Linked DNA regions of Mus musculus: region 1 is linked to region 2. Evidence: chromatin contacts called from ENCODE Hi-C or POLR2A ChIA-PET data. All regions are on one chromosome and are shown on one strand. The core of a region is the stretch at or near the end of the contact, and the rest is flanking DNA. Distances in the headings are between cores, read along the strand shown.

The links. Hi-C counts contacts between places; a loop is a spot of excess contacts on that map. ChIA-PET counts read pairs that join two places held with the same protein, here RNA polymerase II (POLR2A).
Region 1: a loop to region 2 is called in a map of heart, with 6 times the contacts of the local background. The contact joins the promoter of Golga7 here to the promoter of Gpat4 in region 2. A Hi-C loop is called at or near these places in 2 of 37 maps with a recorded cell type or tissue (both heart). POLR2A ChIA-PET finds 5 or more read pairs at or near these places in 1 of 5 experiments (Patski).

Annotation. Positions count from the first base shown.
Region 1 is chr8:23,255,141-23,258,789 of GRCm38, reverse strand. It overlaps Golga7 (golgi autoantigen, golgin subfamily a, 7), which reads left to right and starts at 1,710. Exons shown (of 5, transcript NM_020585.2): 1 at 1,710-2,116. The coding sequence starts at 2,006.
Region 2 is chr8:23,206,626-23,209,967 of GRCm38, reverse strand. Gpat4 (glycerol-3-phosphate acyltransferase 4) reads left to right here and starts at 1,515. Exons shown (of 13, transcript NM_018743.4): 1 at 1,515-1,669.

The DNA of each region.
Region 1 (3,649 bases), core at 461-2,960, 49 kb before region 2:
TACTGGAATGGGTGTGGCTATCTTAGAGGAACTGTGTTACTTTGGGGTTGGTCTTTAAGACCCTTCTCCTAGCTACCTGGAAGCTTGTCTTGTCCTGTTTGCCTTTGGAACTTTCAGTTCTTTCTCCAGCACCATCCCTTTCTGGAAGCTGCCATGCTTCCCACCATGATGATAATGGACTGAACCTCAGAACCAGTAAGCCAACCCCAATTTAATGTTACCCTTAATAAGAACTGCCTTGTAGCCGCGCGGTGGTGGCACACGCCTTTAATCCCATCACTCAGGAGGCAGAAGCAGGCGGATTTCTAAGTTCGAGGCCAGCCTGGTCTACAAAGTGAGTTCCAGGACAGCCAGGGCTATACAGAGAAACCCTGTCTCAAAAAACCAAACAAACAAACAAATAAAAAACTGTCTTGGTCATGGTTTCCCTTCACAGCAATGGAAACCCTGAGGCAGTACGTGAATGAATAAATGGGGAAAGTCACAGAAATGAAATTACGTATGGCACAACAGAGGAATCTCAGTAGAATCTATACAATAAGAAGGAGACGAAAAACTCTGATTCAATTTAAGTGAAAGTTAAGAAAACACAAGTTTGTTTCTAGTGACAGAAAGGTTAGTACTGGGCAAAGGGGGTCTGCTGAATGGCTGAAAGGTATGACTGTAAAGAGTAAGGAAGTTTTTAGAGGTGGTGTTTATTATCTTGATTGTACTGATGGTTTAAGGGCATGGACGTGGTAGAAGTTAACAAATTATGTCCACGTTAAATGAGTGGGTTTACTATACACCCTTTATTGGGATAAAGCTATTCATTTTTGAGACAGGGTCTCACCATGACGATCTGGCTGGCCTGGTACTATTTAGGTAAACTGGGGTGGGCTTGAACTCAGAGATCACCAGGGAGTGGACGACCTCTGCCCTGTCCCCCGCCCTATGCTGGAAATTTTTTTAATGCTATTTTTAAAACCCCAAAAGAGAAATCAATTATCGTGACAACTGATCAAGTATCTAATCAATTATCAGTATACTAAAAAGTTGTACTAGAACATCGCCACCACCAGACGTGCATAGGGATTTTCCTGGATGTCTTGCAAAGATACAGTCAGTAAAGTGGGGACCAATGAGAGAGAACTGTTGTTGGTCCAGTCGGGTCACCTAAGCGGGTATAGCTGGTGTACATGTCTCTGGGACGAAAAAAACCAACACCTCAAGAAGAATTGGAGAAGGGATGCAGGATAATGCAGAACAGGAATACCATCTCCTCACTCTCGTTCAAGAGGGTTCCAGGGGCCAAATGCATCCCCAGTAGTGCGCTTTGTAGTTGTAAATATCTGTGTCTGTTGGAATTGGAGAGTGACGGTTGTTTTTGTGGAGCGAGGTGGGTTAGCCCACGTGAAAGCTGGAACGCTTAATCAAGAAGGGAACTATTCCTGTGCCCACAAACCACTTCACCACAACCAACAGGGAATTCCGAGTCTCTAACCCCGGCGTCTTTCCCGGAACTCCCGGATCCACCGATCACGTCCACCTCATCATCATCATCTTCTTCCGCCCGGAAGGGTTTCATTCGCCTACACTAGGAAGACTTCTCTCCCAGCCACCGCGCACCTCACCGCAACGCGCAGCCGCGGAGGCGTCGCTTTACGGCCGGAGGGGGCGGGGTGTCAACGTGCGGCACAGAAGGTGTTCGGGAGAGGCTAGGTTTTTTTGCGACAGGACGTAAGCGGCGACGGAGGTGGCGCGACAGCTGCTGGAGGGCCGAGGAGGCGGGTTTGTGTTTCCAGGGCCGAACCAGGATGTGGGGGGGCGCGGGTCCTGGGCTTGGGTAGCTTGGAGTCCCTCGGCTACAGCCATGAGTGAAGGGGATCGGCGAGGGGGGAGGCCTGGGGCGTCTTTGGGCGGTGGGTGGCTCCGAAGGGCTGGCGGGCCGGAGAGCCGGCTCTAGGCCGGCCATCTGACCCCGTGTCTTGCCCGAACTCGCAGAGCGGCGGGTCCTGTCCTCGCCATGAGGCCGCAGCAGGCACCGGTGTCCGGGAAGGTGTTCATTCAGCGAGACTACAGCAGCGGCACGCGCTGCCAGTTCCAGACCAAGTTCCCCGCGGAGCTGGAGAACAGGGTATGCAGCCCGGCTTCCCCTGCTCCTGGCCCTGCTCCTGGCCCTGCCCCTGGCCCTGGGGAGGGGAGAGTCCCTGGAGCGGGAGGGAGTGTCTCACGGTTCGGGAGAGCATGAGACGTCAGGATTCATGGGAAAAGATATACGAAGGAGGTACGGTCTAGTATTTGGAGAAAGACCACTAAGGCTAATGCTCAGAGTACAGTGATCATATAGAACTTTTAGGATGCTGGCCCGCAGTCCACCCAAGAGTGTCCTTAACAGGATGCCGACACACACACACACACACACACACACACACACACGGTACTTGACACCTGGTTGAAGCTCACACACACACACACACTCACTCAGTTATTGACATCTTGATGAGGTGCTAATTCCTGGAACTCCAGGCCACCTCATACCTCCTGTGGTAACCTATATCCTACTGCCTCAGACACGCGAAAGACAGCGTCATAGTCATGACTGGTATCTGTGGTCACTGTGCTGGTCATACTGTTCAGCTGAAAGGGTTTATTAGGGATGTGCTCGGCAGTCCAGACAGGCCTTCTTGGAACCTGAAAAACGTACACGGTCCCGGGCAGGAACGGCAAAGGAACTTGTAGCTGAACCAACCCTGACTCCCAGTCATTATCACTGGGAACTTCCTGTTTGCCTTGCATATCAAAACGGTCATGGGGCAGAGGTCCTTTGGGCAACCTTGTAAACAAAGATGAGATTTGTGTACCATTCCTTCAGATTTAACCACACCAAAAAAAAAACAAAAAAAATCTACTCGTCTACCCAATGTGATCCTCCTTTTGTTCTTCAGCGATATTACTCAGATTCTATTTCCTGTTCATAAATCAGTTTCTGAAGGATGAGGAACTTGGAGGGTAATTAAGCATGGTGTGGGTGTGGGGCTAAGAAATGCTGCTTGTGGACTAGGTAGGTGGAGATGAGTGTGTACTAGAGAAATGTGTGCCAGCCATTTAAAATCAGAGGGGTGGTTTGTAGGCTGGGTGTGTGGCTTAGTGCACAGAGCCTGTTTTTTCCAGGTTGAAGGCCCAGGGATCTATCCCCAGCACTACATACTTACTCAGGCCAACTACCAGCTACTAGGAAATCTAAGGCTGGAAGACTGCATGTTCCAGGCCAGCCTAGGCAGTTTGAAAAGACCATGCTCTGAAATAGCTTGGAAAAGGTGGTGATCCTGAGATAATTCAATGGTAGACCACTTGTCTAGGATGTGTGGGGCTCTGGTTTCAATCCCAGTACTGACTGATTGTTAGGCTAGAAAATTCTTTATTTCATTACCTTCTCCTTAAGTGGGATTTATGGCTGTTGGCAAGTTAGTGGCACAGTTGCCCTTCTTGAACTGCAAATTAAAGATGAAGCAAGCTTTGAAAAGATACTGTGTAAACAGTGTGTGGTCATGGACACCTGTAACCTGGCGCCCAGGTGCCAGAGGCAGGAGGATCCTGAGTCCTAAGCCAGTATGGACTGCATTGCAAAACTCTTGTCTCAGGGAGAGTGAGGAGGGAGAGGATAACA
Region 2 (3,342 bases), core at 266-2,765:
GACATTGAACTTCTGATCCTCCTGCCCTTACATCTGTGGAGTGTTTCAGTGAGTGTTAGTTAGCTATCATGTTTCATTTTGAAGAAACCATGACTTTAAAAAATATTTTCCTGTAGTCATTCCTCAGCAGGTAAGCATTGTAAGTAAGCATCAAATTAGCACATTCAGGGGTTGCACTGTATTAGAATTCTTGATTTTAAAAACTGCTTCAGTTAATCTGCTCACAAAAATCTGTTAAATCATTTTTGGCTTGGGATTAGGGCAGAATCTCTAATAATTTCTGAAATGTTCATAAACTTACTAATATTGTTTTGTACAAGGTATTTGTGAAACGGTGTTCTCAGCATTGACAATTATAAAATTTAAAACGTTGGGAAACTTTATGTTTTATATCCTTTGGTATCAAATATTTAGCTGATTTCTTTATATTAAGAGTGGCAGCCGGGCAGTGGTGTCGCATGCCTTTAATCCCAGCATTTGGGAGGCAGAGGCAGGCGTTTTTCTGAGTTCAAGACCAGTCTAGTCTACTGAGTGAGTTCCAGGACAGCCAGCGAAAAAACCAAAAATAAAATAATAAATTAATAGAGTGGCAAACACATCCATCTCATTAATATGCAAATTTGCTTTAATAGTTAATATAGGAAAGCTACAAATACATAGCAAAAATGCTTTTAAATAAATTTATTATCATTAAATATGTCTTGTATTCCTGTTATAGTTACATACCTGGAGTTGTGTAAAAGTTTGTGAAGAAATCAACAAATGGAGGTTTAAGTCCTGAATTAGGGGAAAGGTTAGGTACTCTTGGAAGTATACAAAAGCAATAAACTCGGAGGCTGGGAATGTGGCTCAGCTGGTCGAGTGCTTCTTTTAGCATGCACGAGGCCCTGAGTTCCAGCCCCCAGCACTTTATAAAACTTGGGACGGTAGTTTATTCCAGCACTTCAGGAGGTGGAAGCAGTCGGTGCAGAAACTGAAGGTCATTGGGCAATTCGCAGTTTTTGAGGCAAGTCTGTATTACAAGACGTCCTGTCTTAAAAGGGGGTGGGGTGGGCCAAAGAGGCGTGTCCCCCATCCCTTCTTTCTCTTTCTTCCACTATAAAGGACCCACGTCAGCAAAACAAGCCTGTCTTTGAAGCTTCCAGTCTGAGGAGAGGTTAGTTAGAACTGTGGCTGGGTTGGAAAACTGCAGTTGGCCAACCAGCCAATTACGTTAAGAGAAGCTCCGGGATGCCCGGGTAGTGCTGGGATGGTGGCTAACGTTTCGTGGCCAGCCGGAACCGAATCTCACACAAAGTCCCACAAAGACTCAGTAAATGAACCTCGCCATGCCGGGTTCTCCCTCTCCCCGGGAACGATGCCTGTTCTGGACACAGCTCAGACAGGCCCCGGTTGGCTTTCAGAAAGCGACCTCGGCTCACGCTGGCGAGCATCAGTGCGAGGAGCGAGCATCGCCGGAGCCCCGCCCACCCTGGGGTCCTCCGGGAGACCGCGCAAGCGCGGTTGGGCGGGACTCGGGGGCGGGGATTGAGGGGAGTGGGGTCCACGTCCAGCGGCGTAGACAAAGACGGGCGGGCGTACGCACGCTCTTACGTACGCCTGGGCCGGCGGCGGGCAGGGCAGGGCGGGAGCGGCAGTCACCGAGGACTGGAGCCGAGCCTCACGGCCGGTGAGTTGGATGGACCTGGTCCTACCGGACGCCCCCGGCCCCGGGCGGGACGCGGGGTCGGCAGCCGCGGGCCGGGGTCCCGCCGGTGGGGCAGCCGCTGCCGGGCGGTCCGAGCTCCTTCACGCCCGCTTGCCCCACTCCTGTCCTTCGCCAGCCCCGCTCCTCTCCTCCCGGGCTAGCCCCGCTGTCCTCTTGCCGCCTCATCTCCTCTCCAGTCGCCCGGCTCCTTGCCGCTCGGCTCCTTGGCTCAGCCAGCCCCGCTGTCCTCATCCGGCCCTTTCTTTCCCTTCCCTCCTCTCCTCGGCCGCCCCGCTCCTCTCTCCCCGACCGGTTTCTCTCCTCCTCAACCGACCACGCTCCTCTCCGCAGGCCGCTCGCCGCCTCGGCCTGGTGTGGCCCGGAGCTGAGGAACGTGGCTGAGAACCCGGCGTTAGATCACGTGGAAACGGGTTTCCCCCCCAGAATCCGTCCTTTATCCCGTGCTGTGCTCACACTGTCTTCTTTTTCGGGTCTGCCCCCTCTCCCCCTTCCCGCATTGGAGAGTCCCAGTGTCCAGGTTTGCCCCCGGATAGGGGCAGCCCTGCTTGATGCTACATGACTTTCCTGAGCCACTAACTAGAACTGCCACTATTCCAGCCTTCTTCACACCCCAGACTCCCTTTCGCCTTGGTTCCATGCCCTCAGTGGTAGTAGCATCCTACCTGGAAGTTTGACTTATTTATTCACTTTCCATCTTACTTGGATATTACATTGGTGACTCACAGGTTGTAGAATAATCTATGTGAAATTGTCAGGCTTCGCGGACGTTAAGTTCCATCCCATACCCATCTCTTGCGTATTACCGGTAGATAGCCTTTGAAGAACTTTGGTTTCGCTCGTTTTCCTTAATTTGAGCAGAACTTTTAAGAGTCTCTGCAGAGTTAGCGTGTCTTCGAGATTGTATCGCAACCCCGTAAAGACAGGCATAAAAATCACTGCGACCAAAGACTATGGTCAAAACTGTAATCCTGCCTGCTAAATTATCCTTCCTCTTTCTGAGAGTAATTTTTCAGACCTATAATTTGGAGAATTTCAAATATGCAAAACCAGGAACGTATGCTCATTATTATATATGCTCAGTGACATCTGGGGTTAATCATGCAATATCTGCATCTTCATTTATTTTACTTCTTCTGTCTCAGGAAGAAACAAAAATTTAGCACTGGAGCGCGCGCCGTGTGTGTGTGTGTGTGTGTGTGTGTGTGTGTGTGTGTGTGTTGGAGGTTTGTGGTTTATTTAATTTTACCAATGAGCTGTATATCTCCCGTCTCCATGTTTTTGATAGACAGTGAGCCTTTACAAGTCAAAAGTAGCTTAAGTTTCAAAATGAAGATTGTAGCATTGCATAAAATCGTAATATGTTTTTGTTGAAAGGTACCCTATTATTAAAAGTTCTTCCTTGAGCTGAGGTGCTGGCTCTGAGTAAATGCTATATAAACATGAGGACCTGAGTTCAGATCCCCAGCATCCATGTAAAAAGCCAGACATGGCTCTCACCTGTAGTCTCACTGCTGGGAGGCAGAGACAAGAGGCTCCTGAGAGCCATTTGATAAGATTCTGGTTCAGTGATAGACTCTGTTCCAATACAGTGAAAGGACTAGAGAGATGGCTCATCAGTTAAGAGCGCCTGAAAC